Linked DNA regions of Homo sapiens: region 1 is linked to region 2. Evidence: chromatin loops called from intact Hi-C (ENCODE). Cell type or tissue: MCF 10A. All regions are shown on one strand. Links, peaks and the distances in the headings refer to the core of each region. The heading gives the core; the rest is flanking DNA. Region 1 overlaps ATP2B4 (ATPase plasma membrane Ca2+ transporting 4). Region 2 overlaps OPTC (opticin).

What was found. Peaks named below come from ENCODE experiments on the same cell type or tissue, not always from the same donor. Only the 100,000 strongest peaks of a DNase experiment are listed, where the experiment ranks them.
Region 1: it touches region 2 in a loop (6-fold over the local background); 5 of 110 quality-filtered maps call a loop at or near these places.

The regions. Positions count from the first base shown.
Region 1 is chr1:203,655,797-203,672,079 of GRCh38, reverse strand. The region is part of intron 1 of ATP2B4 (ATPase plasma membrane Ca2+ transporting 4); the gene reads right to left. It also overlaps the pseudogene NSA2P1. Among named protein-coding and RNA genes, the nearest start is that of ATP2B4, 37 kb to the right of the region's middle. In MCF 10A, for the core only: no CTCF peak of the experiment used is centred there; a DNase peak (open chromatin) is centred at 8,639.
Region 2 is chr1:203,495,437-203,511,719 of GRCh38, reverse strand. It overlaps OPTC (opticin), which reads right to left. Exons shown (of 8, transcript NM_014359.4): 2 at 15,484-15,755; 3 at 14,605-14,743; 4 at 12,881-13,039; 5 at 11,869-12,071; 6 at 8,711-8,806; 7 at 7,975-8,170; 8 at 2,771-3,074. The coding sequence starts at 15,714. The coding sequence ends at 8,000. It overlaps LOC105371688 (a long non-coding RNA gene), which reads left to right. Exons shown (of 5, transcript XR_007066807.1): 4 at 966-6,978; 5 at 7,667-8,048. Among named protein-coding and RNA genes, the nearest start is that of OPTC, 9.4 kb to the right of the region's middle. RefSeq lists a silencer at 6,837-7,012. In MCF 10A, for the core only: a CTCF peak has its summit at 6,873 (motif pointing left); a DNase peak (open chromatin) is centred at 6,869.

The DNA.
Region 1 (16,283 bases), core at 4,631-12,630, 160 kb before region 2:
TAAGAGACAAAGCCACTTTGTCTTCTTGCTCTAACAGCAGCACTCCTCCCTCCCCCCAGCCCCCACCAGCTGCCACTATCAAGGGAGGAAGACATGGAGGATTCACCAGGTGTCGTGGGAGGAGAGCTTCGAAGCCCCCATCCCCTCTGTGGGTAGCAGTGCCACCCAGGCAAGGAGCCTGCTCACTCTAGCTGGAGGGTTGCAGAGAACAACCTCTAGAGGTACCTCTGAGGAGACACGTGTTTCCTCCACTTCTACAGAGAACTTTCATCCAATCCTTTCTCCTTAGCTTTGGGGTGAAGGGCTACTTCTGCATAGCAAGACCCAAGATTTTAGTCAAGGTGGTGAGGACCCTTAGTCAGCATCACAGAGTCAGCATGCAAGGTTCAGATGCTGATGGATGAGTAACAGTGCAGCTGATTCCTCCCTAGACACATATGTCTCGGGCACCAGAGACGTGGGAAAGGTTTTTGGCCGAGGGGTTAGGGAGTGATCAGAGGTCAGTCTGCATCTATTCGATGGAAGTACTATGGCCCTCTGCCTTGACTCCCTCAACCAAAAATAAAATAGCAAAGAAGAAGAGAAATAAGGGCCATAGGTGGTTCAAGATGGGCAGGAGAGGCAGGTGCGGTGGCTCACGCCTATAATCGTGCTCTTTGGGAGGCTGAGGAGGGAGGATTGCTTGAACTCAGGAGTTTGAGATCAGCCTTGGCAACATAGTGAGACTTATTTTTTTTATCTAAACAAAATAAAGAAAAAAAATGAAGGTCAAGAAAGTGGGAGTCACAAGTCAATGTGGTAATTAATCACAGGCATGCACACACTCACATACACACAACTGAGCTGAAAGCGTGAACTGACTAATAAATATGCTATAGGTCGTCAATCACTAAACAACATGTGAGTAAGAGAAAGAGTCACCTTTCAGAAACAGCTAGTTGGAATATAAAGATGCTGCAGGAATTTATCAACCCCTTCTCCCCACCTTATTCCAGCTTCTTTTGGATTGGTATACACTTATTAGGAGATTAAAAACCTCTTACTGCCAACAGACACATTAACCAGATAAAAATAAAGTTAGGGCAGTGTTAAAAACAGCAAATTGCATAGACTGTTCCATTTCCTCCCATCTCATATGATAACTGAATGTCTCCCAGATGCCACCATGGCTCAGAAAGGATATAGATGAGAACACTCCCCACGGGGAGGAGAGAGGGCAGGAGAAGGGGGAAGACACTGATGCTCCCATCAGGGAAGCACCCTTCTGGTGCCCCAGGAGAGGTTAAAGTCCTAACTGACAGCCCTGGTTAGCTCATAAGCTCTTGTTGGAGAAATCAGAACTTGGGATAAAAATCAGTCTTGGCAGAACCTTGAGGTCAGAAGAGCAGAGCAGGCATCACTTCTAAACCTGTCAAACCAACTATCATCAGCATCCTAGTTCCTATAGGGTGGGAAGGGAGAAGGGAGAGGTGAGGAAAGAGTCCACAGATGAAAAAGGTATAGTCCTGGACTGTTGGGTGTAGGCTGATGGAAAAGTACTAACTATGAATTAAGGTTCCAGATAAGCTGTGCTTCTCTTCCTAGGTTAAGAGTATGAACTCGGCCGGGCGCAGTGGCTCACGCCTGTAATCCCAACACTGTGGGAGGCCAAGGCAGGTGGGTCACCTGAGGTCAGGAGTTAGAGACCAGTCTGGCCAACATGGCGAAACCCCGTCTCTACCAAAAATACAAAAATTAGCCACCTGTGGTGGCACACACCTGTAATCCCAGCTACTTGGGAGGCTGAGTCAGGAGAATCACTTGAACCGGGAAGATGGAGGTTGCAGTGAGCTGAGATCGTGCCACTGCACTCCAAGCCTGGGTGACACAGTGAGACTCAATTAAAAAAAAAAAAGATAAAATAAAAAAGAGTATGAACTCAAGCCGAGTGGCCATTACTTGGGAATACATAAAAAGACAAAGAGAGATGCAGACATATTTCAGTGTCCCAAGGTAGAGTGAGCTTCCAAAACTCATGGACTAGAAAGAACATCTATTCCAAAGGGCTCGCATCCACAGTGATGGACACAGGGCTCATTGTTGAAAGAGACAAAGGGCAGGCAAAGAGGTGACTCAGCCCCAGCTGGTCATTGTTGATGGAAGTCTCTCAGGGGAGAGAAAGTGGAGAGTATTGTGTATTTTTCTTCCAAGTGAGCAGAAAGGTTGTGTCATCACCTCTCTATCCCAACCTCAGCTCCAGAGCCTGGCCTAACCTGTGCAATTAATGAATGAGCCACCTCTCTCTGTTCCATCCAGTGTGCTTCTGTTTCCAAGGGAAGGAAAAGTATGAAAGTCCCAGAAAGGGGCCAGGAACGGTGGCTCACGCCTGTAATCCCAGCGCTTTGGGAGGCTGAGGTGGGCAGATCACCTGAGGTCGGGAGTTCGAGACCAGCCTGACCAATATGGAGAAACTCCGTCTCTACTAAATATACAAAAATTAGCAGGGGGTGGTGGCACGTGCCTGTAATCCCAGGTACACGGGAGGCTGAGGTAGGAGAATCGCTTGAACCTGAGAGGCAGAGGTTGTGGTAAGCCGAGATCACGCCATCGCACTCCAGCCTGGGCAACAAGAGCCAGACTCCATCTCAAAAAACAGACAAACGAACAAACAACAACCAAAAAAAGTCCTGGAAAGGGATCCAGTCTCCAGAGACAATCAGTAAGACCCAGGCACCACTCCTTCAGCACTTGCTCCATCTGCCCACATTCTTTGCACCTTAAAATTGGCAGACTGAATGAATGGTTGATGGCACATCTCCCTTGATCTGCAGGACACAGTCACAGAGGTTTTGGTGCAGATAGAAGGGGAATGAGCCATCACTGAAGGAATCCATCTACTCTCTAGGGAGAGGCAAAGGTGAACACAACCCAGTTGATTCTAAACTCCTATACATACCACTTTAAACACCACTTCAACCTCCAAGGCAAAACCTGGAAGAATGGTGGGATGGTGGTCGGAGGTTTGTAGGAAGTGAAAAAATAAGATATTTTCTAGATTATTTTATTTCTAAAGCCCTAAGCTACCAAGATCATAAGAAGAATACCTAGCACCAAACTATTTCCACCTCCCCATTTTTCTCTATACCTCATTCCCAAACTTCTGACTTTATTATCCCATACTTATGTGTATCCCTTCCCCTACCTCCTTCTCCCCAATCTATCTGTCTATTTCAATCTCTCAATCTCTCTCATTCTCTTTTCCCACATCTCCAGGGACAGCCTAATTGGATTGATCCTTGCCTGGATAATTTCTGAAACCAATCAGTCCTGTCCTAGTCCACAGTGGCTCACACAGTGGAAGGAGCAGGAATGTGCTGAAAAGCAAGTCAGGCACTTGTGGGGCTGCCACAGCCAGCACCAACCCAGGACCCATCTGTGTCACTGGGGTCACGGATGATGGGTCAAAGGCATGTGGGACCAGATTCCATGAGCCAATCTGCATTCTCCCCAGTCCATCTGGAGCTTGCTTGTCTAAGTCAAATATTTATGTGGGAACTAACTACATTGGAGGTAGAGATAAACAGTTAACACTGAGGACTCTAGGTGGGGGAAGGGGAGGGATAGGAGAATATTCCCATGGATTAAATACAAAAGTCAGTTATAGTAACTATAGCCATCTAAAAAATGAAAAAAACAAAACAAAACACCAAAGTCAGGATGTAGTATGCTCAGCCAAGCTCCCAATCTAGCATAAATAGGGGAGTGGCTTGATGGAGGCAGAAGACTAGACAGATTAAAAAGGCACTACAATCTGACCCTGGCTCCTTTCAGGGTTCCCAAAGAAGCTGACCACTCAAGAACTGAACACAATAAGCTAGTCCTACCCAACTACAAGCTGCAAGATGGCTCCACTGTTCCACCTCCGTTCCACTCTGAGCCTACAGAGCATGGTGGGGAATAGACATATGGATGCTAAAATCCAACCCCTGGTGACAGGCTGCTTTCTTCTCTCTTTCCCCACCACTACACAAGGATTCGCAGAGGAGGAGTAGCATCACACATCCTATCCAAGCAGAGTGAAACTTTCATAGGCATCTCATGCTATTTGTTTCTGCAGAAGATTGCCAGAGCAAGCTTTCCCCCAGTTCCTCCAGTCTAACACACCCTGGCCAGCTGTTCCAAATTAGCAAGATCTTCATCACCAGAGAGGGATCTTTTTCAGTGTGGTGGGGAGGGGGTCACTTTCCTCCCTTTAGGGTTCCTGTCACTGGGCCCTCTCTCTGTAAGCAGCCAAGTCCTCAGAGAAGCTGAGGACACGCCAGGCTGCTGTCTTCCCTCCCTCCTCCAATGGCCAGACCAAGAAAGAGAGCTCGCCTTCATGCGGGGGAAGTCCCACGGCAGTGAGGCTATGGAAACTTTGCCGTCTAAGGCTGTGGAATTCTTCCACTGGGCTCCTGCAGTTAATCATCGCAGCTCCCTGGATTCCCAACTTTGGGCTTTAAAAGGTAGCACCCGAGCAAGAAGGACAAACATATCGAGGAGAAGAAAGAAAAAAAAGTTGGTGTAAGCGAAAAGATAGCTACCTCCAACACTAGTCTACTGAGTAACTGAGCAATTGTGAGAAGAGGAAAGAAGAAAAGAGCACAGGAAAAATAAGTATAGGCCACACTCCAGAACCTTACTCCAGACTGCCAGCGAATGCTGCCCATATCCACTCCCTAGAACCTACAGGGAACATTGCTCCTTTGCTAATGTACTTGTAGAAGGATTATCTAGGGTTGCTTTGTTTGAAACTTTCTCCTCTCAGTAGATCACGGGCTTCTGTCCCCCTTTGGAAAAAAGTGCTAGAGGCAGGGCACAATGATTCACACCTGTAATCCCTGCATTGTGGGAGGCTGAGGTGGGCAGATTGCTTGAATCCAGGAGTTCGAGACCAGCTGGAGCAACATGGTGAAACCCCATCTCTACAAAATATACAAAAATTAGCCAGGCATGGTGGTGCGCACCTATAGTCCCAGCTACTCTGGAGGCTGAGGTGGGAGGATCTCCTGAACCTGGGACGCAGAGGTTGCAGTGAGTGGAGATGGCACCACTGTACTCCAGCCTGGATGACAAAGTGAGACCCTATCTTAAAACGAAACAAAACAAAAGCAAAAAGGTGCTAGAGAGCTCACAATTGTGAGTACACAGCACTGAAATATTAACTTCCAAGATGGTCAAAGTGGCTTCTTAGGCCAGGTTGTCATGGTTTCCAAGACCACAAACAGAAGTTTGGTTCAAAAGAAGGGCAGGAAGGGAACTGCCTTTTTCTTCCTAAGGGAATAGTTTCAAGAGCCAAGATAAGAGGGGGATATGGCAAAAGGAAGAGAAGTTTCCATAACAGGGCAAAGAAAATGGACAGTCTTGAGAGTTCAATTTTTCCTGGTGAGCATAGGGAGAGAGGCCTCATTTGTAGGATTATAAGGCCCTATTCAGATGGTGAGATAAACCTAGGAGGTTAATAGGAAGAGGAGTCAGCTTTCTACTATGTTAAATGTCCACCCAACAAAACCTAGGAGGCACGAAGAACGGGGGCCAAAATTAAGCTACTTTGGGAAAGCGAAGGCCCTCCAAAGACTCTGAGTTTTGCCTGAAAGAGGGCAGATGAGATAATTATCCCCAGAAGTGATGTGTGGAGGTGCTGTTTCCAGAATTGAGGCCTGCCTTGCTGTCCACCTCCTGCAGGTCCCCTGGTCAGGACCCTTTCAACTCTCATTTCAAAGGAGCCAGATGGAGAACATTGTAAGAAACCAAAATGCTACCATTCCTCCCAGCAGGAGCTGTCAGCTGAGTGTGGCCACCTGGCCCAGGAATTCCCTTTCATACTCATGGGCAGTTCTCTGTGGCTTATGAGAATCCCCTTGGATGCTTCCTCCTGAGCTGGTGCCAGCTTGGAAAGGAGACAGAGTTGCTCACCGCTCTGCTCTACCCAGAAGCAGCAACTGTGGCACCACTGTAGGTTAATTACCACGTATGCTCCACCACCTTCTCAAAGCAGGTAGGCTGACCACAAGCTAGGAGGCAGGTCAGACCTGTCACAATTTTATCACCAGTAACAATACTAGCCAGTAAGTTCCTGGTCTTTTCAGGGAGCATGTCCTCTGCTTTTCCCACCAACTACATCAAACAAGAATCCCATAATCATAGCCACGTAGATGGAAAAGTCTAAACAAATCCCCTCATTTTACATTTAAGCATGTATTAGCAAAATATTGTGCTGAGCACTGGATAAAAAGGCTACACAATTTTTTTTTTTTTTTTTGAGATGGAGTCTAGCTCTGTCACCAGGCTGGAGTGCAGTGCTGTGAATCTCGGCTCACTGCAACCTCCGCCTCCCGGGTTCAAGTGATTCTCCTGCCTCAGCCTCCTGAGTACCTGGGACTACAGGCACGCACCACTGTGCCTGGCTAATTTTTGTATTTTTAGTAGAGACAGGGTTTCACCATATTGGCCAGGCTGGTCTTGAACTCCTGACCTCGTGATCCGCCCATCTTGGCCTCCCAAAGTGTTGGGATTACAGGCGTGAGCCACCGAGCCCGGCCAAGGCTACACAATCTTGACAGGAAAGCAGGACAGGGGCAGAGACACCTGAGGCAAAGAAATCTGTATTGGGTGTCAAAGGAAGGGCAGAAACATCTCCCACGCCTGCTAGCCTGTGCCTACCCAAAACCTCTAGGGTTTCCCCTGCTGCCAGCTTGTGGCCATCAAGCTGCTGCAGGAGAGAGCTCATCACAGCGTGGGCCTCCCACTAAGGGCTCACCCTGAGCAGAGGGGAACCTTCTCTTTTCAGAGCTGCTACATACAGTCAGGTAGCATGTGCCCTGAACATGGGCACCAGGTAAGGAGGTGGTTTGGGAGATGAAATCCACCCTAAGTTTTGCCAGATGGGCCTTGCTCCTGTGGGCTATATTCACCTTTCTAAAATCTTTAAAAGTACCTTAAGGGCCGGGTGCGGTGGCTCACGCCTGTAATCCCAGCACTTTGGGAGGCTGAGGTGGGCAGATCACGAGGTCAGGAGATTGAGACCACGGTGAAAGTCCATCTCTACTAAAAACACAAAAAATTAGCCAGGCGCGGTGGCAGGCGCCTGTAGTCCCAGCTACTCGGGAGGCTGAGGCAGGAGAATGGCGTGAACCCGGGAGGCGGAGCTTGCAGTGAGCCAAGATCGCGCCACTGCACTCCAGCCTGGGTGACAGAGCGAGACTCTGTCTCAAAAATAAAATAAAATAAAATAAAAGTACCTTAAGGACTAGCAGGTGCAGTTAACTGTCAACCTGGCATTCCCTTGGGTCACCAAATCCTGAAAAATATCTAAGGAAGAAAACCAGTAGTGAATCCAGTTTGACATGGGGATGCACCAGAGCCAGAGCTGAAGATGTCAAAGTGGCCAGCCCCGTGGGGCCCCTGCACCCGGGCCAGGCTCCTGCCCCTCACAGCTCACAGGCTCTCCCATGAAGTCCTTCCCAAGTAGCACCAGTGCCTCTCAGCCAAACCTCCTCCAAATCCATTCTCCCTGAGCCTTCATTTCCTCATCTAAAAAAATGGGGATCAAAAAGTCATCTACCCCATACCAAAGTTGAAAGGATTATTACTTTTTTCATGTGCAAAGGCCCTTGCCCTTGGATGAAGATCAAGTATCTTAAGAAGCCACTGAACAGTGGAGGCAAACTGCTCCTGCCCCTCTGTCAGAGCCTCCCCGTGCCTCTGGCCACCGTGTTCCTATACTTTCCAGTCCTGGATCTGGACCCTTGGCTCTGTGTACCAGGAGGACATTGGTACTCCCCATTCCCAGACTTCTCCAGAATCTCTAATTTTTGCAGCTATATCTGGGGAATCTATCTGTCTGAGGTTCCTTTTTAAGTGGTGTCAGCAAGACTAAGTAAAAAGACAGAAAGAGTTCATGAGAGTAAAGGAACTCTGTTAAGAACTCACATGTGGATAATGCTTCACAGTTTTCAAAGCACTCTGACATTTGATCTTTGCAACAATCTTTTAAGATAGACAGGACTGACAATATCATTCTTTGACAGATTTTAGAGCATATGGTCTTAAAGGTGAAGTGACTCACTCAGTTAAGGCCATGCAACCACAGGAAGAGCCTAGAAGAAGCTAAGGCATACTCCATACTACAAGGTCCTAAAAGAAATTGGAGAGAAGAGGCTGGGCACAGTGGCTCATGCCTGTAATCCCAGAGACTCAGGAGGCCGAGGCAGGAGGATCGCTTGAGGCCAGGAGTTTGAGACCAGCCTGGGCAATACAGTGAGACACCGTCTCTACAAAAAATAAAAAATTAGCTGGGTGTGGTAGCATGTGCCTGTAGTCCCCACTACTTAGGAGGCTGAGGAGGGAAGATTGCTTGAGCCCAGGAGTTTGAAGCTGCGGTAAGCTATGATCACACCACTGCACTCTAGCATGGTGACAGAGCAAGACCTTGCTTAAAAAAAAAAAAAGAGAGAGAGAGAGCAGCCTGTAGAAAATAGTGGGATAATTCTAGGCCCAACCCAGGACATTGGAGCTGGGGATTCCTGTCCTGATGAGCTCAGAGGATTAATATAGGTTCTCCTACTTCCTCTCAGAGGTAACAGTGAGACATGCTGAATGTATGTGTGATGTGTGTGTGTGTCATTCTTCTTGGCCATGGGTACCCTGAGAGTACAGTTTGTGGTCTAGATGGAGGCGGTACACCTCCTGGTGTGTTGTGGAGGTACAAAAGGGAGGAGAACAAAAAAGGGTGGAGGAAGATTAGAAAAAGAAAGGAAGAAGGCTCTTTCCCTTAGGGAATTCCCAGTCCGCAGAATTCTAAATAAAGAAGACAGGATACACCCATATTAAGAAGGCCTATGATTATAGTACAGCACATCCAGAAATATTGAAGTGCATCAGGACCAGGAAGGACAAAGACTGACAAGGGGAAGAAATGCAAAAAACAAAAGCAAACACAAACCCAAAAAATATAAACAGGAAACAAAATGTTGCTCTACAGTCTCTAGACCCTTTAAAGGCCTTCAGCATTGAAAGGAGGGAATCTCCAGGGTTAACAATAGGGTCTTTCCCTAGGAAGGCAAGCAAATGCAAGGTTCTGGCCCCAGATAATCACTTCTCTCTAGCTAGCACTTCTGGGTTCAGGTGATGTCATGCGCATTAAGTATTTGTCGAGAAAAGAGACCTCTGGAAGAGTAAAACCTCAGGACAGAGTTTATAAACAGCACACTCAATTCCACCTGCCTTCCACTATCTGGGAGAGTGACCCTCCTCAGTTTCCTGCTACAAGGAAAGAGTAGGCTATTCTCTTCATATTACTGCAAATTATGATATACCCAAAAAATGTGATTTAAAAAAGGAGGGCCTCCATGGGCAGATGAATGGACAAACAAGTGTGGCACATCCATACAATGGAATTATTATTCAAGGAAGGATGTTCTGACACATGCTGCCACACGGATGAACCTTGAAAACATTATGCTAAGTGAAATAAGCCAGTCACACACACACAAACAAATACAGTATAATTCTATTCATATGAAGTATGTAGAATAGGCAAATTCATAGAGACAGGAAGTAGAGTGGAGGTTACCACAGGCTGGATGGAGTGGGGAATGGGCATTATTGTTTAATGGGTACAGAGTTTCAGTTTGGGATGAAGGAGAAGTTCTAGACATGGATGATGGTGATGGGAAACCTACACTGGGAATGTAGTTAGTACCACTGAACGGTCTACTTAAAAATGGTTAAGATAAGCTGGGAGCGGTGGCTCATGCCTGTAATCCCAACACTTTGGGAGGCTGAGACGGGTGGATCATGAGGTCCGGAGATCGAGACCATCCTGGCTAACACGGTGAAACCCTGTCTCTACTAAAAATACAAAAAGAAATTAGTCGGGCGTGGTGGCAGGCACCTGCAGTCCCAGCTACTCGGGAGGCTGAGGCAGGAGAATGGTGTGAAACCCGGAGGCAGAGCTTGCAGTGAGATCGTGCCACTGCACCCCAGCCTGGGCAACTGAGTGAGACTCCATCTCAAAAAAAAAAAAAGGTGAAGATGGCAAATTTTATGTTCTGTATATTTTATCACAGTAAAATAAATAAATAAAAATAGGAGAAGGAAGAAGAGCAGATGGAAGAGTCATCCTGGTATAGACAGGTGAGAAGGGTGGAGAAGGGAAGAGCAGAGCTAAATTCCAGATGTGGACCAGCAGCTGCTGTCACCGAGAGTTCAGATCCATTGTGGTAATGGAGGTGGAGGCCAGTGGGGCACAGGTCAGTCACCACAGACACGCCCAGGGCTGGGAGCCCACACAGAGCCTGGCACAACATCAAAGAACTCAAGGGACCTGGCAAAGCTGAGTGACAAGGCAAAGGGGTGGAGAAACAGACTGGGCTTTCTGAATACCATGCAGCATGCTTGTGTGTGGTAGGAGACAATGGTGGGAGTGCATTGAGGGTGGTGGGCATAGGGTAGACAAATCACCTTTTCAAAGAGCAGGAGAAAGGCATCTGTGTTCATCCTCTCCTCTCCCAAAGTCACCCCATCATCAGCTCAGAGAACACAGGCACCTGGTTACAGCAGGTACAGCTAAGGCTTTCCTGACCCAAGATGGGGAACTAAGTCTCCAGGCTTTTTGATCACTCTGTATTAGTATCTCATTTGATCCTCTCAACAACCTTGGGAAATGGGTCGTATCACTCCCATTTTACAGAGGAGAAAACTGGCTAAATACTTTGTCTAGGCTCACACAGTAAGAAGCCAAGCCAGAATCCAAACCCGACTTTGGCAGAAGCCACACTTTTTTCATAATATTGCCTTTGAGGTGCTTTCCAGACATGAGAGCTCTCTTTCTCAGTGATCATTCACCTCTTAAAGTATGGTGCAGAGATTAAGAGCATAAGCTCTGTGGACAGACAGCCCAAATCCCAGATCACTACCCATTTGACCTTGGGAAAGTTTTTTTTTTTTTTAGACAAAGTTTCTCTCTTGTTGCTCTGGCTGGAGTGCAGTGGCGCGATCTCAGCTCACTGTAACCTCTGCTTCCTGGGTTCAAGCAATTCTCCTGCCTCGGCCTCCCAAATAGCTGGAACTAGAGGGCCACCCCACCATGCCCGGCTAATTTTTGTATTTTTAGTAGAGACAGGGTTTCACCATGTTGCCAAGCTGGTCTCGAACTCCTAACCTCAAGTGATCCGCCTGCCTCGGCCTCCCAAAGTGCTGGGACTACAGGCATGAGCCACCGTGCCCAGTCCCTGTGCTCTTCTTCTTATTTATTTATTTTTTTGAGACAGAGTCTCACCCTTGCTAGGCTGGAGTGCAGTGGTGCGATCTTGGCTCACTGCAACCTCCGTCTCCCAGGTTCAAGCAATTCTCCTGCCTCAGCCTCCCAAGTAGCTGGGATTACAGGTGCTCACACCATGCCCAGCTAATTTTTGTATTTTCAGCAGAGATGGGGTTTCACCATGTTGGCCAGGCTGGTCTCGATCTCTTGACCTCACGATCTGCCCACCTCGGTCTCCCAAAGTGCTGGAATTACAGGCGTGAGCCACTGTGCCCAGGCCTCCCCCCACCCCCCACCTCCGTTCTCTTCTTACTGCTCCCTAGGAGCCTATTCATCGGCTGTTACATTGAACTGGGACCTCATTTTTTATCTCCACCACCCCAAGTGATACATTCTCACCCCAATGGCGTGCATTCTCACGATCTTCCAACCTACTACCTTTTGTGATAGCTATTTTTATCCTCTTTCAACAACTGAAGGAACTGAGGCCTAAAGCTCTGCAGTTAACTTGTGGTGAAACTGGACCATAAACCCAGGTCCAAAAAACTCATGGTCTTGGCTGTTACATGATGTTTTGGCATTAGAGAGAAAAAATCTACCACATGGTAAAGGGAAAAGTAGCTTGGGTTGAATTTCAAATACTTGGATTGGAATCCAAGCTCTGTGACCTTGGACAAGTTTCTTTCTTTCTTTCTTTCTTTTTTTTTTTTTTTTTTTGAGATGGAGTCTTGCTCTGCCGCCCAGGCTGGAGTGCAGTGGCACAATCTTGGCTCACTGCAACCTCCAGCTCCCAGGTTCAAGCGATTCTCCTGCCTCAGCCTCCCGAGTAGCTGAGATTACAGGCACCTGCCACCACGCCCGGCTAATTTTTGTGTTTTTAGTAGAGACAGGATTTCACCATTTTGGCCAGGCTGATCTTGAACTCCTGATCTTGTGATCCACCTGCCTTGGCCTCCCAAAGTGCTGGAATTACAGGCGTGAGCCACCACACCCAGCTTTTTATATATTTTTTTTAGCAACAGGGTCTCACCCTGCCAACCAGGCTGGATGGAGCAATCTTCCCGCTTCAGCCTCCCCAGTAGCTAGAACTACAGGCTTCCCCCACATGCCTAGCTAATTTTTATTTTTATTTTTTGAGACAGGGTCTTGCTCTGTTACTCAGGCTGGAATGCAGTGGCATGATCAGAACTCACTGAAGCCTCAGCCTCTGGGCTCAAGTGATCCTCCCACCTCAGCCTCCTTTGTGGACTACAGGGGTGTGCCACCATGCCTGGCTAATTTTCAAATGTTTTTGTAGAGACAACGTTTTGCTGTGTGGTCTCGGCTGGTCTCAAACTCCTGGGCTCAAGTGATCCTCCCACCTCTGCCTCCCAAAGTGCTGGGATTATGGGTGTGAGCCACTGCACCTGGCCAGAAACTATAATTTTTAAATACCTGCTTTGGGCTTGTCATTCTGACATATATTACATGAAATTATAAAGATTAATGATTCAAAGTGATTAATACAAGAGCTACTCAAGAAATGGTAATCTTTATTATTTTCTTCGATATCACAACCATAAATTTTTTTTTAACTGACACATTTTCTATCATTTTCATTTGTGTTTCCTTTTCATTTTTCTTCCCCTCTGCTAGTTTGGAAGTTATATTATACCAAGTTTTTTAGTATTAGCCTAGAAATCTTAACATAAAGACTTCTAATAAGCAATATCTTTAATTTTTTCCCTAGAAAATATAAGGACCTTAGAACACTTAAACTCCAATTACTATATTCACCTTCTAATTTTTTTTTTTTCAGACGCAGTCTCACTTTGTCACCCAGGCTGGAGTGCAGTGGCGCGATCTCGGCTCACTGCAACCTCCACCTCCTGGGTTCAAGCAATTCTCCTGCCTCAGCCTCCTCAGTAGCTGGGATTACAGGCACACACCACCACGCCCAGCTAATTTTTGTATTTTTAGTAGAGACGGGGTTTCACCATGTTGGCCAGGCTGGTCTCGATCTCCTGACCTTGTGATCCACCCGCCTCAGCCTCCCAAAGTGTTGGGATTACAGGCATGGGCCACCATGCCTGGCCTTACCTTCCAATTTATATACTATAGTTACTGAGGATTTAAATTATATCTTCATTTTATTCCTATCAATTAGACATTGTTATATTTCTGATATTTCTTGTCTTTGACATCAATATTTAGATTTCACTCCATGTTTACCATTTTATTTGCTCATCATCCCGTCTTCGTTTCTTTTTCTTTTTTTCTTTTTTTTTTGAGACAGGGTCTCCCTCTGTTGGCCAGGGTGGAGTGCAGTGGCGCCATCATAGCTCACTGCGGACTGAATCTCCTGGGCTCAAGTGATCCTCCCACCTCAGTCTCCCAAGTAGCTGGGACTACAGGCCTGCATCATCATGCCAGGCTTTTTTTTTTTTTTTTAATTTTTATTAGAGATGAGGTTTCTCTATTTTGCCCAGGCTGTTCTTGAACTCCTGAGCTCAAAAGATCCTTTCATCTTGGTTTTCCAGAGTGCTAGGACTATAAGGCATGAGCCACAGTGCTCAGTCCATCATCCCTTCTTGAATCTTAGACTTTCCTTTTAGTACAGGCATACCTTGGAGACATTGCAGGTACGATTCCAGACCACTGCAATAAGGCAAGTTCCTGGTTATTTATTATTGTTTTGGTTTCTCAGTGCATATAAAAGTTATGTGTACACAATACTATAGTCTATTAAGTGTTTTTATGGTTAAAAAACACAATGTGACTACCTTAATTAAAATATATTTTGTGTTAAAAATGCTAATGATCGGCCGTGGTTCACGCCTGTAATCCTAGCACTTTGGGAGGTTGAGGGGGGCGGATCACTTGCGGTCAGGAGTTCAAGGCCAGCCTGGCCAACATGGTGAAACCCTGTCTCTACTACAAATATTTTTAAAAAAGGGTGACCCTTTCCTGTCCCGGCCTGCGTGGAGTCTCTGAGACCTTAAAATTGAGAGTGTTTTCGCACCTCAGGGGCTACTCCTGGTGGTTCTGCGCCTGTCACCATGCCACAGAACGAATATATTGAATTACACCATAAACACTATGGATACCGTTTGGATTACCATGAGAAGAAAAGAAAGAAGGAAAGCTGAGAGGCTTATGAACGAGAGGCTCATGAACGTTCAAAGAAGGCAAAGCAAATGATTGGTCTGAAGGCTAAGCTTTACCTTAAACAGTGTCATGCTGAGAAAATACAAATGAAAAAGACTATCAAGATGCATGAAAAGAGAAACACCAAACAAAAGAAGGATGAAAAGACTCCACAGGGAGCAGTACCTGCTTATCTGCTGGACAGAGAGGGACAATCTCGAGCCAAAGTACTTTCCAATATGATTAAACAGAAATGAAAAGAGAAGGTGGGAAAACGGGAAGTCCCTCTGACTAAAGTACATGCCCAGGGAGAAACAGACGTATTAAAAGTTGTTTGAACAGGAAAGAGAAAGAAGAAGGCATGGAAGAGGGTGGTTACTAAACTCTGCTTTGTCGGAGATGGCTTTACAAGAAAACCACCTAAATAAGAAAGACTGATCAGGCCAATATGCATTTCAAGAAAGCCCATGTATTACATCTTGAACTGAAAGCCACCTTTTGCCCACCAATACTTGGTGTAAAGAAGAATCCCTCATCCCCACCGTATACAACTGTGGGTGTTATTACCAAAGATATTGTCATTGAGGTAAATGTGAGCGAATTGGGCCTTGTGACACAAGGAGGCAAAGTTATTTGGAGAAAATATGCTCAGGTTACCAACAGTCCTGAAAATGATGGCTGCATAAATGCAGTCTTACTGGTTTGACAGCAATTTCATATATAATTATTGGGGACTACACACCAACTGAAAAAACTGCCATTACTGTAATGTTTCTACCAAACAGCCATATATGTCTGCAATCAAGAGATTTATTACATTGTAAACATTAAAATGGTCCAGTTTTATAAATGGTCTTTGTTTTGAAATCTGCTTAGACCCCATGTTCATAAAATTGAATGATTGAAAAAAAGCAAATATACAAATATCCTACTTCATCAATATCTGCATTTATGCGTGGGTATTCAGCAATTTCCTGAAAAACCACCAGTTCCGTTGAAAATGCCTTTCAAAAAGGTTAATACACACTTAATTATGTGTCTGAGAATTTAAATGAAGTATCTTCTACCTCGTTATTCATTAATCCTAAAAAGACAGCATTAATACAGATGTTAAGTTTACAGTGTTTACACTAAAAGTATGTGAGAAGACGCAAAGTTCAGAACTCTTAGAGAAATCTTTTCACCTGTGAAATCCTTAACTTCTGAATACCGCAAAGGTCTAGTGAATTCACATTCTAAACATTTTTTTCTTCCATTTACCATGTAGAATAATACCTACTTGGCACTGTTTTCTACTTGAATCATGAAAATGAAAAAAAATACTAAAGTCTTTGTACTTTCTTAGCATTTCTGTGTTCTAAACAGTATATTTCTAGTTTCAGAATGGTATTAAGAATTAGTTTAAGCAGCTCCAGCTAAGTTTTAAAAGGATAAAGAAGACTGCACTGATTCTCTGAGGAGAAACTTATTTGCAGTTAGATGACATAAAAAAGTAAGGTGTTAGGGTTGTAACTTGGTGAAAGCACTTTTGTGATCTGTGATATGTTGTGGCTTTAAGGATGGCTGTATATTATATTAATCTATAATCACCAAAAAAAAAAAAAAATAGCTGGGCGTGGTGGCACATGTAATCCCAGCTACTCGGGAGGCTGAGTTGAGAGAATCGCTTGAACCCAGGAGGCGAAGGTTGCAGTGAGCCGAGATCGCACCGTTGCACTCCAGCCTGGGCAACAGAGCAAGACTCCGTCTCAGAAACAAAACAAAACAAAACACAACGCTAATGATCATCTGAGCCTTCAGGAAGTGGTAATCTTTTTGCTGGTGGAGAGGTCTTTTCTCAATGTGGATGGCTGCTTGCTGATGGGTGGGGTAGCTG
Region 2 (16,283 bases), core at 3,656-11,655:
AGAAGTTGGGCTCAGAGACAATAGATAGGAAGGGAGGGGGTGTGGGAAGGGAGATCCAGACTGGTGAGGCTTAGAGGAGAAAGCCAGGTGTGCAGGGGCCACCACTAGGAACGTCAGGAGAGGAGGGGTAGAAAAGGAGCCATTTACATGGTCAGATTTCTGTAGCAGGTCTGCCTCCCCACCGTGCCATGGAGCGAGCTGGCTTGGCATAAGATTTATTGGGTATGTTCTATGAGCAAGGAAGTGTGAGTGAGGCAAGATGGATTCAGCAGGTGTGTCAGACACGCAGTTCTAAGGCCAGAGGGCCAGCAGGCTTTGCACTCAGGTCAAATTTGAATATCTAGTCTGCCTCTTACTCCTCACTGTGTGACCTTGGACCAAAAGTTAACCTCTCTGCCTTCTTTTTTTTTTTTTTTTTTTTTTTTTTGATATGGAGTCTCACTCTGTCGCCCAGGCTGGAGTGCAGTGGCGTGATCTGGGCTCACCACAAGCTCCGCCTTCCGGGTTCAAGCAATTCTCCTGCCTCAGCCTTCTGAGTAGCTGGGATTACAGGTGCCCACCACTACACCTGCCTAATATTTGTATTTTTAGTAGAGACAGGGTTTCACCATGTTGGCCAGGCTGGTCTCGAACTCCTGAGCTTAGGTGATCTGCCCGCCTCGGCCTCCCAAAGTCTGCCTTCTATAAAATTGGGGTAGCGCCCACCTCATCAGGCTACGATGGAGATGAAACGTGATGATGTGTGTAATGTGTAGGGCTAGCATGATGTCCTACAGATGGTGGCAGGTGCTTTCTGCAGCCTGCACCTCTGGCCCTGGCGTAAACCAGAGAAGATCACCATCTGCACTAGGTAAAGCCCTGCCTAGACACAGGTGCATGGACCAAAGGACCCTGAGGACTCTTTGGTCCTTTGAAATATTGACTTTCTGACAGCTTCCTGTCTTCATTTCCTATCATCTCTGCAGGAATAATGTACTGATCTGCTGACATTAAGAAGGACCCTATTTTCAGATTACTTCTTCAAAGGAGCAGCATCTACATTGGCAAGGTGATTACAACCCAAGCACACAGCTGATTTGGAAGACTTGAGTCCCAAAAGATGACTTTTTTTTTTCCTCCTCCTCTGCAGGATGCTTTAGCTTGAAACATCTGGGTAACTGCTTAACACCTTCCTATTTTGCAGAACATTCCCAGCATCGGGGCCGTTTGCATCTTTCTGGGCTAGTATTTTTCAGGATTATTTAGAACCAAGGACCTCATGCACTGGGGGAGGTCCTGCTCCTCTCTGCCCACCCCGTTTCTCATGCCCCCACTTCCACCTCCAACACTCCCTCAAGGGCAGAGGCGCTCATCTTCCACTGTATGTCCGCAGGGTTAAAACCTGCCATGTTGCCTGTCTCCCAGGACATGGCTCCTTCAGGGATTTCTTTCTTTTTTTTTTTTGTTTTTTTGTTTTTTTTTGAGACACAGTCTCGCTCTGTCACCAGGCTGGAGTGCAGTGGTGCAATCTCAGCTTACTGCAACCTCCACCTCCCAGGTTCAAGCAATTCTCCTGCCTCAGCCTCCTGAGTAGCTGGGACTATAGCGCACAGCACCACACCCGGCTATTTTTTGTATTTTTAGTAGAGACGGGGTTTCACCATGTTGGTCAGACTGGTCTCGAACTCCTGACCTTGTGATCTGTCTGCTCGGCCTCCCAAAGTGCTGGGATTACAGACGTGAGCCACTGTGCCGAGCCTCCTTCAGGGATTTCTTAGATCTCCAAGAGAGGTGCTGCGGCTCTCACAGGTGTTGGGCTCCAGGAGCCTGTCCTGGGAGGCAGGGGGCCTCTCTGTGGGAGGAAGCACCTCTCCTAAGACTGCCCAGTGATCCTTGGGGGACACTGATTATGGACAACGTGTAATTCAAAGGTCGTTACCTTTGGTTTCAGGATGGGTCAGAAAGGGCCTGAAAAGCTTGGATTATTCTCTCTTCTGCATGGACTAGAGAAGGGTCAGGAAGGCCTGCAGCTAAGCAAGCTTTAAAGCCATGGTATAGTTGATTTGGGCTCAGAAAGCTCAACTTGTGAGACTAGACTGATTGTGTGTCTGTATTTTCTGTACTTCCTTCCTTTTCTCCTTTTACCATTTGATACCTCTTTGTCAATGGTAGTCTGTGCTACTGGGAACAGTAGGAGAGGGTTGGGTCTTTGTTCTTAGACTAGAAATGTAATAAGATAGGGATAGGCACCACACCCCTTGGGCTTGGATATGCTTTGAGCAACAGATTTGGAGTGAGGGAACTCCAAGGGGCCAGGACAGAGTGAGGTGCTGGTGTGATCAGGATATAGGGTAGTCAAACTCAGGTCTTCAGATTCTCATTCCAGTGCTCACTCCCTTGCATCACAGTTCCTCTACAGATGCCATAACAAGAAACACTTCCACTCCCTCCTGTGTCTGAACTGTGTGTTAGACACAAAAGAAAATAATTCTGGAGTCGGTACAGTGGCACACATCTGTAATCCCAGGAACTCAGGAGGCTAAGGCAGGTGAACATTTGAGCCCAAGAGTTCAAAACCAGCCTAGGTAACCTAGTGAGACCCAGTCTTTTAAAAAAAGAGAGAGAGAGAGAAAAGAATTCCTGAAGGCAGGGCTGGGACTGGTAGTGCCAGGAGGAAACAAAAAGCTATTTGCTGTGGTGCCTGAGCACAGAAGGAGAATAGAGAAAAAGGAGGCAGAAGGAGTGCAGAGGGGAGGAAGGGGAGAGCAGGGCGTTCTGTGTGGGCTCATTTGAAAGGAAGTACACAAGCCCATCCAGGCCATGGGTTTGGCCATATCTGGAAGGGCTGGACAGGCCAGGTTGAAGACAAGAAGGCCTCAGTGTGGGGAATTTTATTACAATGAGGCAGGAAGGAGGTGGTCCTTGGGCTTCTTTGTCACCCGCAGGGAGAAGGGAGACGTGAGAGCTGTGGGGAAAGAAGCAGGCCTCCTCCCCCTGCATGGAGACCTTTGTCCATGCTGCCGGCGGCCACAGGAGGGAGGCGTGTGAGATGGCGGCTGCTGGAGAATGTGATGCCCGCTGGTCCAAGAGATGACCTTGAGAGAGAGGAGAGACAAAATTGAGCTGGTGTCTAGTGTGGGGGAGAGGGGAGGGGCAGGTGAGGTGGGAGGAGAAAGCTGAGAGGCAGCTAGACAGGGAGGGGGTGGGGAGAGCCGGGGCCACCTCCCCGTCTGGTCTGTCTGCCTCTGTCCTGGCCAGAAGGAAGGAGGACACAGACACAGGCATGTAGGGGTGCGGCAGAGATGGGGGGCCGTGTGTCTTTGAGCCCCAAGGTTCTCCTGAGCTGAGACCTTCATTACCTCATGTGCTTCCTAAGGATACAGGCCTTGAACCTGCTGGGGGCAGGCCCTGGACTCAAGCTCCATAGGCAGCCCCCCTTTTTCTAGCCTGGGTGATGCCCTCCCGAGTCCTTGCTTTTCAAAGCATTTTGGGGGGACGTGGTAGGGGCACCCATCCTCTGCTCCAGGAGCTGGAGATGGGATTTCCCATTTCTCTGACAAGAATTCCCAAGAAGTGATGGCTGTCACTGCAGCTCCACCCCCATGCCCATCTTTCTTTTTCTGTTATAGATTGTTTATGTTAAGTCATCTTTCTCTGGGACAAAGTACTTAGCCTCTCATTTTCATCAGTAAAAGCAGGGATAATAATTCCTTCCTCACAGAGTTGTTAGGACTGCCAAATTAGGTCCCATATGTAAAAGAGCTTGCTGAAGTGCAAACTGACAGCAGAAATGTAAGAGATTACTATTCCCAGGGAAGAGACAAAAGAGAAAAGGAAGCAGGAAGGGAGTCCAGGCAAGGTCAGGGTGGGGAAATGGCCTTGGCTCCTAAAACAGACTTAGCTCCAGCCTCTCCAGCAGCCCCTCCCACCCTCCCTTCTCCACGAGCCTCCTCTGGCCCTAGGCCTTGCTGGGTAACCTTTGGAAAAACAGGACCCTGGAGCTGAGAATGGGGCAGGCAGAGGGGGAGGTCATTGCAAACTCATCCTTTCTCTCACGGAGAGGAGGGGCCCTGGCCTCTTCCCCTTGACCTCCTCCCGCTGATACTCATAGGACAGGTTAGGGCAAGACCCTCCTGAAGGCCACAGGGTGCCCCAGAGGAGGGAGGCACTCCCCTTCACACAGAGCTGGCAGAATAGTCACCAGGGTGCCGCCCAGAGCAAGTGCCCTTGCCAAGGTCAAATATGAGTTGCTGCTGGGCCACAAAGGACCTGGATGAGTGAGGTTAGGAAAGTCTGGTGTTGGAGGAGGTGGATGTGATGCAAACCTAGACTGCCGGCTGGCATGAGGCCCTCAAGCTAGCTGCCGTGCCTGGCTGGACCCCACAGCCCCTCCTCTCACTCCCTTCCTTTGTACTCTCTCAGGGCTGGCTTGCATCTGCTCTGTGTCATTCTCTCCATCTTTACCATTCTACAAGACAGGAGGGCCTCACTCTGGCTAAAGAGGTGCTCTCTGCCTTCCCTGCCAGTTGCCCAACCCTAACCCCTTTAGGTACCTGAGAAACAGGAGGCCTAGCTGTTCACATCAAGATCGAGAAGGAACAGCTGTGGGGTTTCTCTCTCTCTGTCTCTCCCCATCTCTCTCTTCCTCCTTCCCTCCCTGGTGCAGAGGGACAGATGCTCTGTTTAGAATTTCTTCAGGGAGACAGACAACAAGGGCATTCTTTCTATTCCTTGGGCTTCCCTAGCCAAAAATGGGGGATTAGCCAAGAGACAGCTGCAGAGGCAGCGGCCCTTGGGGAACCCCTCCCGGAGCAGCAATGGCCTGGGGAAAGAAACTCTCTGGAGCTGGCCTCCTTTAATTGGAACTTGAAAATGGTGTCTGCATTGGAGTGTGGCAGAGAGCAGGACTTCAGACTCTGGCTGGATGGACCCCGGATTGAATCCTAGCTCTGCCACTCTCTTGCTGTTTGGGTTTGGGCCTCTCCCCTTTCAGAAGCCTGTTTCTTCATCTGCAGTCTGAAGATGAGCATCCCTACTCACTAGGGTTTTTGCTGGAATTAAATGAGTTGATGCACAGAAAAGCTTCTATTATAGGTCTGGCAAACTCCAGGAGTCCAGGGATTGTTAGATCTCCTGTCCCACAATAGAGCAGGAGCCAGGTGACTTTCTGTATTCAGCAAAGAGTAACCGAGAGGCATGTGGGAATGATGTGGCTTCCAGTACCCAAAAGCCCCAGTTCTGGAAAACCTTTTTTTTTTTTAATTAGATTTTTGAAAAAATTGGATTCCTCGGCCAGGAGTGGTGGCTCACACCTGTAATTCCAACACTTCGGGAGGCCGAGGCGGGCAGATCACCCGAGGTCAGGAGTTCGAGACCAGCCTGACCAACATGGAGAAACCCTGTCTCTACTTAAAGTACAAAATTAGCCAGGTGTGGTGGCGCATGCCTGTAATCCCAGCTACTCAGGAGGCTGAGGCAGGAGAATTGCTTGAATCCGGGAGGCAGAGGTTGTGGTGAGCCAAGATCACGCCATTGCACTCCCCCCTGGGCAACAAGAGTGAAACTCCATCTCAAAAAAAAAAAAAAAAGAAAAAAGAAAATTGGATTCCTCAATCCAGGATCTCTTGCATTTGGAGAACTTTAGGCTTTCAGCTGTTGCATGCCTAGGCCTTGTCATAATCCAATAAAGCAGGATATGGAACGGGATATTGGATATGGAAGGGGATAGGATTGGTGGATGAAACAGAGAAAGGGAGAGAGAGACAGAAAACACACACACACACACACACTCTGAGAGAGAGAGAGACACACACAGAGAGAGAGATTCCGCTGTAACAAACTCTTGGAAGACAGAAAGAGGAGGCAAAGGAGAGGAAGGGCCAGTGACAGCTCTGCTGCTCTGAAAGTCAAGGGGCCCTTGGCTCACTGCCTTCCCCGTCCTTCCCTGGGGCCAGGTGCGCTGGAATCCTAGATTCCCTGGGAGTGAGGGTAGGTACCATGACGGCATGAAGTCACCTCCCACCACCTTCAAGACTTCCCACTGCCAGTCTGTAGCCTGTGTGTTGAGTCCTGGTCCAACCCTGAGTCACCCGTGTGAACTGGGGTCAGTGATTGGTCTCTAGTTCTCCATCTCTCCATCTGAAGAATGTGAATAATAATTTCTGACTTGGCTGTTTACAGGACCGCCGTGAGGATCCAAGTGCACAGTGAGGTGGGGGGAGGCAGATACATGGATTCCTTTCCACGTGGCCCACAAGAAACACCTGTCCCTCCAGACTCGGGGACCACCAGGGACCTTGAATAGTTGCCTTGGCAACTCATTGCCTGGCTAACTCCCACTCCTTTGGGTTTCAGCTTAAACATCAGTTGTGCAAGATCTTCTGGACCCCTAAGTTGGGTCCTCCTCTTGTAAGCATTCATAGCATTCTCTACATACCCTTTACAGCACTTTTATGAGTTGAATAGCATGGTTATTGGTGTGCTTATTTGTTTCACACCTGTCTTTTGCACTAAATTCTAAGCTCTCTGAGGAAAAGGAATATGTTTCTGTTGCGTACCATCTTATCACCACGTAGCAGTGGGTGCTCCATAAGATCCTCCTGCGTGAGTAAGTGAATTCCCTGCCTCATCCCTCTCTCATGCCTTAGCATGAGGCCTGAGGCCAAGAGCCCGTCCATCACATACCCCTTGCCCAAAGCCTCCTTATAACGGTCAGGAGAAGGGTGGCATCTCCTCCTCTCCCTTCTAACTCAAGGAACAAATCACTGGCTACATGATAGTTGCCCTTCCTCCCATCCTTCCAGCATAGTAGCCCCTGCCCAGGATCCAAAAGGCAGAAGGTGAGTAATTGCTATTTTTATTTATCTTTGCACAAGGCTGCCCTCTGGTGGTCGAACATGTAGGAGCGAATGGGAAGGATGGAAACCCCAGTAGCCAGGAACCAGCCCAGCTGGCTGAGCCAACCACGCTCAAGAGACTGGCCAGCGAGCCAGGGAGTAGGTAAGTGCTACAAGAAGCGCATCTGGGTGAAGATTCGTGTCAGTTCTCCATCCTTATGAATGGCTCCCTCCAAATCTAACAGGAGGCCCTGGCCTCAGAAGAGCAGGAAATGAAGGAATGCCCTATAGAAATCTTACCTACCTCAGCCCCAGTAGGATGGTGTGCAGGTAGGGGGAGCTGGTTTAAGTAGCTATTCTTTCTCCTCAGTGGTATGCAGGCAAACATTTTACAGTCAGCTCTCAAAAAAGGAAATCCCAATTTGTAGTGTTTACCAATTTCTGTAGTGTAAATACCCCTACCATGGCCCATTTTAAACCACCGATATGATGTCACTGAATGAGGAGCTGGAAGAGATGCCCAGTAGCACACCATTATCTAGAGTTTCCCCCATACAGACACCATGGACAGAAATAACTTCAAGGGCACGATTAATAGTGAAATATAGTAAACTAATTGAAAATGATGATTTTTGAATAATTATTACATTTGTTTTCAATATAATATATTTAATTGTGAGTTTATATAATTTAATTTTTCATAATGGCTGTGTTTAACAACTGACTTGCAAAATTCTGGAAAATTTAGTAATCGGTTCCTGCAAGTAGTAAGAGCTGGCTCCAGCACATCACTGCTCTCCTCTTCCCCACTTCTTCCTTCTCTTCCTCCTCCCCCTCTTCCTCTCCCACAGCTTTCTTGGCATTCTGTGTGGGTGCAAGAGATGGGGAATATGGAAAAGAGCTCCACTGCAGACACTGCTATTTTCTGAGCCAGGAGCCATAAGTGTCAAGGAAAGAAGATGGAGAAATGCAAATTTGGCTACTGAAAAACATTTCAGTACATGAGTGTGTGTGTGTATGCATGCGTGTGCATGTGTGTGATATTTGCAAGGGATCGAGAGGTTGATTAATGCCTGGGCTAAAGATCACCGTTTAAAGATAAGGAATTGGGCTTTATGGCTGGAGGCCCATGCCTGCATGGTCCTTGGAGGGTTCTTACCTGGGAGGAGTGGAAGGGCTCCGAGCTACGTGAAGCGGCCGATGGGGAGCCGAGGCAGGCAGAAGTAGGCGCTGGGGAAGAGGCTGAGGTTGATGGGGTTGCCATCCAGGCGGATGTCTTCCAGCTGCCTGCGGGTGTGTTTGTGCTCCTCGGGGTCACAGAAGACGTCTCTCTGCATGGTCTCTATCAGGTTATTCTGGGAAGAACACATACCAGCTGAGCCTCACCAAGAGGCTCTGCCCCTTAAGCAGCACCAAAGGCTCACATCAGCTGTCCCTACCAGCTCTGCCTGCTCTGGTGCAACTGGAGAAACTGAAGCATCTAGGGCCAAAGCCACACAACAAGGGTGAGAAGAGGAGCCCCAGGGGGGATGGATGGAGAGAGAGGGCACAGATGAAGAGGAAGAGAAGGGGAGAGAGGAAGGAGGGAAGGACTGAAGGGAAGGAAAGAGACAGAGGGTAGGAAAAAGAGAGAAGGAAAAGCAGTTGGGTGAGATAAAATAAAATGGTGGAGGGAGAGAAAGTGTTTTAAAAAGAAAAAATGGAGAAAATCAAACTGGGGTCATGGACAACTATTTAGACAAGACCTCCCAATCCTTGTCTCCAATAAACCCTCCAATCAAGGAGACCCCACAGCTGCCTAAGCCTCATGCCTCTCTCTGCCACGACCTGCTCCTGGTATCTAACTTCCATCCTCCACGCTGTTTATCACCCTTGCTCTGGGTGGTGCTCCTTACCTGCAGGTGTACAGAGCGCAGGCTCAGGGGCAAAGGCCCCGGGATAGAATCCAGCAGGTTGTCTGACAGGTAAAGGAACTGCAGCTTCTCCATTGCCTGTGGAGAAAGCAAAGAGTGTAGGAGGCTGGTGGGTCCTGTTGGACCCTGGCAGTGAGGAGGGCTATGAGACCAGAGACAGGTGGCCCCATTTGTTCACTCAGGGCTCACTTAGCCTCAGCCATGCGCCAAGCTCTGTGCTGGGTGCCACAGGGGTTGCCCAGGTCTTTAAGGATCTTACAGACACTAACTCCAACTGGATGCAGGAGGAAAGCTGCTACCATTGAGGTGCCAGCCACTGAAGTAGGAAAGAGCTAATCAGCTGGTAATGACACTGGGTAGTGCAGGGGAGGGGCAGGGACAGGGTAGAAGGGAGGACCAGGGGACATTTCCGCTTTGCCTCAACTTCTCTGCTATCAGAAAGGACTTTCCCCAATGACAAGTCTCCAAATGCTAAACCTGGGGCCATGGACAATTATCTAAACAAGACCTCCCAATCAATGTCTCCAATAAACCCTCCAATAAAGGAGACCCCACAGCTGCCTAAGCCTCATGCCTCTCACTGGCATGACCTGCTCCCTGGTATCTAACTTCCATCCTCCATGCTCTGTTTATCGTCCATGCTCTGGGTGAGGAGCAGGTACAGAGCAGACACTCGGGAGACAGCCAGACCAGCAGAATGAGAACCTCAGGCACAGAGAGGTACACAGTGTGTGCATGGGACCGTGCTCTCAGAATTAGACAGTGTTAATCAGAGAAGCGTTTGGGAAGAGACAAGCCTTCAGCAGGGCTCAGGGAGCAAATAAAAATGATAGTTACCATTTATGGAGCATCTACTATGCGTATCTAACCCTCCTGTTCTCTTTGTAAAATGCTATCTTATTTAACCCTCCAGCAGCTGTGTCAAGCAGGTATTATTACCCTCATTTTGCAGATGAGAAAACAATGTCAGAGAGGTCAGGAGACTCTCGCACAAACCCAGGTCTCTGTGGCTCCAAAGCCCAGGCCTTATCCTGGGCTGAGAAAACAGCTCTGAGTCAAGGCAAAGCAGCGCCTCCTAATATGGAGACAGCTGGCATGTTGCTGAGGCTGAGCAGTGGGGAACTTCAGGGATCATGCAATCCCGTTCTTTGAGACCGAAAAACTGAGGCCCGGGGTCACGTGGCCGGCTTCTGATTCCCAGTCTAGTGCTCTTCCACCACAACAGTGGTAGTGACGCTGTTCTGTAAAACTCCCTCAAAGACCACTGCAGACAGGAGAAGGCTGAGAGGGTGGAAGTCACTGGGGAGGGCAGGGCAAGAGAGCAAGCAGGTGTGCCTCTGTGCTCTCATCCTATTTCAAAAATGCAAGTCTAATTTGGTTTATTTGATGCTTCTAAATAGGAATTAGATTGCGTAAAAGATTCTACTACTTGAGAGACAGAGAGAGAAAGAGAGAGAGCACATGGGCGAACACACCCGGGGCTCTTCCTAGCCCTATTGAATGGGCTGCCCCAGTGGGCATATTTGTGTCATACAACTTAGCCCTTCCCATCAAAACTGGCCAGCCAATGACCAATCAAATAGTCTCTCTTGGACAGGCACAGTGGCTCATGCTTGCCATCCCAGCTCTTCGGGAGGCCAAGGTGGGCAGATCACCTGAGGTCAGGAGTTCGAGACCAGCCTGGCCAACATGGTGAAACCCCATCTCTACTAAAAATACAAAAACTAGCCGGGCATGGTGGTGCATGCCTGTAATCCCAGCTACTCAGGAGGCCGAGGCAGGAGAATTGCTTGAACACGGGAGGCAGAGGTTGCAGTGAGCCGAGATCATGCCACACTGCATTCCAGCCTGGGCGACAGAGCCAGATCTGTCTCAAAACAACAACAACAAAAGTCTCTCTTGAGTATTTGATCATAGAAAGACAATGATTCATCAGTCACTTACTGAAGGGTTTTGGAAATAAAAGGATACGTAGAATTAGGGCCAGAATCAGCACTATTCCAAGCCAAACTCACGTGTATGTTTTCAGGGAGCAGAACCTGTGAGTGTGCAGAGGATGCTGGTGAGCAAACAGGTGAATTGAGCAGATGCACAGAAAGAAGTCAAGACAAGAGGCCGTGTGTCCCAAAGAGGGAGAGAGAGTTGTCCACCTGGACTTCTGAACCCCCATTCCCAGTACAGGTTGAGTATCCCAAATCTGAATATCCAAAATCCAAAATGCTCCAAAACCCAAAACTTTTTGAGCATCAACAAAGTGCTCAAAAGAAATGCTTATTGGAGGCTTTTGGATTCTGGATTTCAGGTTAGGGATGCTCAGCCAGTAACAGGCCCATGAGGCCTGATAGTACTGTTTCCATTCATGGAGGTTCTTGGGATGGCCTTTTCTTGGGTCAGAATCAGTTTCTTGCAACTGAAAGAATCAATAAATAGCAAATTTAAAAGGATGAAAACAGTGGGTGGTGGTGATGGAGGTGCATGGTGGGAGTGCAGGTGGGTGGTACAGGTGGGTAGTGCAGGTGGGTGGTGGTGGTGGATATGGGTGGTAGGAGTGGAGGTGGGTGGTGGTGGTGGCAGTGGAGGCGGGTGATGGTGGTGGAGGTGGAGGTGCAGGTGGGTGGTAGAGGTGGCAGAGGTGGAGGTGGGTGGTGATAGAGGTGGAGGTGGGTGGTAGAGGTGGAGGTGGGTGGTGGTGGTGGAGGTGGGTGGTGGAGGTGGAGGTGGGTGGTGGTGTGTGGAGGTGGGTGGTGGTGTGTGGAGGTGGGTGGTAGGTGGTGGTGGAGGTGGGTGGTGGTGGTGGTGGTGGTGGTGGTGGTGGTGGTGGAGGTGGGTGGTGGAGGTGGAGGTGGGTGGTGGTGGTGGAGGTAGGTGGTGGTGGTGGCAGTGGTAGGTGGTGGAGGTGGGTGGTGGTGGTGGTGGTAGGTGGAGGTGGTGGTGGTGGAGGTAGGTGGTGGTGGTGGCGGTGGTAGGTGGGTGGTAGGTGTGGAAGTGGGTGGTGGTAGAGGTGGGTGATGGTGGAGGTGGGTGGTAGAGGTGGAGGTGGGTGGTGGTGGAGGTGAGTGGTGGAGGTAGGTGGTGGAGGTGGGTGGTGGTAGAGGTGGGTGGTGGAGGTGATAGATAGTGGATCTAAGGCCTTGACTCACCCTGAAGGCTGCAGGCTGTATCCCCGAGCTCTGGAGCCGATTTAGGCGGACATCCAGGAACTCAATGCCACTGGGCAGCACGGGCAGAGCTTCCAACTGGTTCTCTGGGAGGATGAGGTCCTGGAGGGCATGTAGCAGGCGGAAGGCATCATTATCGATGGAGGAAATGAGGTTGTTGGAGAGGTCAATCCTCTTCAACTTTGCTGAGAGAGGTTAGGGGAGAACAAAGAGAGAAACCAGAACACACTATCTTTCCTTGTCCAGGTTGGAGCTGTCTCCACACCTTGCTCCATCCCTCTCAAGATGAGGGGATTCTAACCAGCTCTCCACCTGCACTAGGCCCAAACCAGAGGAAATAACATAAACCAGGACTCCTTGGAAAAGCCCTCGGATGCCTCAGTGCCCCTCCCTGGAGTTTTGTCCTGTGCAGTGGCCGTCCATCTTGCATCCTTTAGAAGAAGCCTCTTGAAAGCGAGAACCAACAGGCCCAGGAATCCCTGGATCCACCTCACCTCCACTTGTGAGTCTAAACAAAAGGGCACTGAGGCCTGGAAAGGCTCTGGGTAATTAGTGGTAGAATTTGGATCAGAACCCAGGTCTCCTGTCTCAAGCAGGGCATAAGGCATAAAGAAGCTAAAAGCACACAAACAACCCTGTAAACAGCATCAGTGCCATGGAGAGTAGATTTAAGACTGTCCTGCCCAGAGGCCAGCTGATCACACAGCTGTCACTGCTGGGACATCCTGAAGATGCTGGCAGATCATACCTTCCCCTCCCAGCTTCCCAGACGTTTTTGGAGAACAAATAAAAACAGGTCCCTTCCACCATCTAAATACTTCAAGGAAGGGACTTCTAGAGACTTCGGGCTATTTCCCTTTGACAGCTGGAGGGACTGAGAGCCAACAGGAAAGAGCTAACACGGGGGGCACTAACACAGTGTTGGTGACTGTCCTAGTGGCAGGGTGGCTGCATATGCCTGCCCCCACTCCTCTTTTCCCAGGGCATTACATACTCAGCCCTTTGAAGTCTTCGGCCCTGATACGGCTGATGCGGTTGAAGCGTGCATACAGGTAGGCAGTCCTCCGAGGAAGAGGAGGAATGTCCTCTAGGTCAATGTCATCGCAATACACAGAGGAACCGAGGCACACGCAGACCAGGCAGGTGGGCAGACCTGGCCCAGGTGGAAGACAGAACAAAGGGAGATCTCTTTAGCCTCTGGGGCCAATGGCCCTCGCCCCAGGGAGTGTCTGAACCATGGCCATCTGTGCCTTTTTGATAGCCTATGGGTTGCTGCCCAGAACTGACGGGCACCATGTACACGGTGCTGTTGTCTGCTCCCCTGTCACTCTGTCCTCTACCCCAGAGAGGCAGGTCCATCCTCAGTTACTACCCAGCCCAAGCCCATTTATACTTTCAGCAGACCCTGGTTCTGTGTACATTTTCCTGGGCCTATGTGGGTGTTTCTAGGAAATCCCTTGGTCTCTTTTCCACAGGATTCCTCTCTGGTCCCAAAAAGTAAAGCCAGAATTAAGTGGGATGGCCAGTGGTTGCTGGCTCTGCCATCTGCCTTGGGGAAGAGAAATTAGACATGTTCTGTGTGGCTCCAAGAAGCACAATAGAACCAAGGTGGAGTACAGTGCCTACCCAGCAACCACTTCCCCTTCTTATGGCATCAGCATGCCAATTTTTCTTTGGGAAGCAGCCCTCTCCTGTTCTGTCCATGACCCTGTCTCTGTACCCACGGGTAATGAGGTTAGGCCAGGTCAGCCACCCCAAGTAGTTGGGGAGACTTTATTGGATCATACAACTGAATAGCGCAGGTGGTTTCTGTCACTTGCTATCACAAGGCACAGAGATTACTGAGAGACCAGTTTAGCTCAACTCAAGGAATAACTCTGGTAGCAGTGACACAGCCCCCAGATTAAGGAGCTCTTCTCTGCCAGCAGTGACCAGGAGGAGTGGGTAGAGCAGAGGGGCCCCAGCATCTTTCTTATCCTGAGGCTTTGAATGGTGGATTCAGCTGAGGCCCTTTATGGCCTCTTTAAGCCTGAGACTGTAGCTCTGAGAGGTCATGGATTCCTGACTGAATGGTTTTCCTGCCAATGCCCCAATACCCCAGGTCCACCCAAGGCAAACATCCCGAGAAGAGAACAGGGAAACCGCGGGCAAGCAGGTCCAGAATGAACTTCACCCCTCCTCTGCCCACTTCTGATTTCCAGCAGATTGCTGAGGCCTCACTGCCAGGGATGCCAGCCGCAGCCTCCAGGAGGGCATCAGGGAAGGAAAGAGAGCTGCTGAGGAGGGACTTTGAAGCTGAAAAGCAGTGTGACTGCTTCATTTGCTCCCATGCCAAGTGACAGCCACAAAGTTAGTTATTCTTCTCTACAGGCTTTTAATTGTCTGTAATCTAATTACCACTCAACCTGCTTCCCCCGTCATGCTATTAATTAAGGCAGGGTGGCTTTGCTAGGGCATAAGGGAGTTCTTGCATTTCTTTGCTTCTTACTCAACTTGTACATTCAGGCAAAAGTATTAGGGACAGCCAGTGCCAGTCTTTGATTTCTTTTTTCCTGTTCTTACTGTGGCTATTTCCCCTTCTCTCCCTGCTAGTAAGGGTAGCCCTGACCCTCCATGCCCCAACCCCAACCACGTTCCACTTTGGTACCCCCTGGTGCTGGGTCATAGCTGCTTGGCCTATGACCTAGGGATATTGCGACCATGTGACTGTGCACTTACCATGGTTGGGCTGGGAACTCAGTAGCAGCCCTGCTGTAGTAGGTCTGGTCATCGTGGGGTTTGACGAGGGTGTCCCTGGAGCCGTAGTGCTCTTGGCGGGACTGATGCTGGTTGCAGGAGCGAGGCTAGTCACCTTAACCTGGAGATGTAGCACAGAGTACACAGTAGCCCAGCTTTTGCACAAAAGGGACTTAACTTTGGACTCTGGGAACCTCAGTGATGGATTTCAAACCAGCAAAGAGTCACTGTGGAGGAGGAGGAGGGAAGGATAGCAGAAAGACTGTGCAAAAAGGGGACCTGACAGAGCATCAGGTCCAGCATGTCCATCCTATGGATGAAGAAACTGGGGCCCAGAGAGGAGAGGGATGAGGATCAAAGAGCCAGCAGGTGGTCAAGGCAGAGACGAAACCTGCTCTCCCGATTTCCCAGGCCGGCACTCTTCCCCTGCTCCACACCGACCAGGCTCACGCACAATTGAGTAGGGGCTTCTGGGCTTGCACCCCACGCTGCTGCAGTGAAGGCCAAGAGGACCTGGGAAAGAACTTCAGACTGGAGGACAGTTTCAGAAAAGAGATGGGGGATGTGGCACTTTTATTTCCTAGAGAATATGATGAGGACATTGCGAACCCCTCCCCCAGTGAGACATAGCTTTGGCAGGGGGAGGCAAGTATGAGTTTTGAAGAAGGAGAAGTCCCAGGTTTGTGTCCTGTTTCTTAGTATCATCTAAGTGACAAGTCCCTATGGAGGGATAAGAATTTCCACCTCACAGAGAAAGAGGTGGAGGCTGGAGACACCCGCACTTTGGGGCAGATGGGAGGGCCCTGGCCTCTGACTCCCAGTGTCATGCAGGGAATGTAGTTGGTCTGCTGTGTCCCTCACCTCGGGGAGTTGGTCCCCATAATCTGTGAGCTCCTCATAGTTGCTCAGGTCAATGACTTCACCATAGTTGTCTGGGTTCAGGACATCATTCCGCAGAGGCAGAACTTCAAAGGAATCGCCTTCCCTGGGCATCTGCTCCTCTCTCCTCTTCCTCTCCTTCCTTGGGAGAGAAGCTGTCCCTGTCTCCTGCAGCACCAAGGCCAGCAGACTCAGGAAAGCCAGGAGCCTCATGGGGAGTCAGATGGGACTGAGAATCCCTTCAGCGGCTGGTCCTGGCAAGTGGGCACGAGGAAGGGCAGCGATCTGAGGGACAGGCTCTCCAGAGTGTTGTGGGAATGGCTCGCAGATTTACTCCACTTCCCACCCCCACACTTGCAGACTCAGTGCTCTCATCACATGCACAAATTCCCTACCAGCTGGGACTATGTCTTGGGGGGTATCTCCTAGCAGCCCCCTCCCTCCACCGCCCCACTTGAGTGTTTTTACACGCTCACCCAAACACTGATATTCACTCACAGAGGCATGTGCAGACACATCTCAACACAGACACATTCACAAGAGTCCCCTTGTTTACAAACGAGGCACACACTGGTGCATGCACACAGATGTCCTCTCTTAAACAACCCCATGCTCAGAACATGACTGCTAGTCACTAAGCTCGATTTAGAGAATGTCAACATCAAATAATCTTATGGGGTCTTTTTGTTTGTTTGTTTTTTTGAGACGAAGTTTCATTCTTGTTTCCCGGGCTGGAGTGCAGTGGTGCGATCTTGGCTCACTGCAACCTCCGCCTTCTGGGT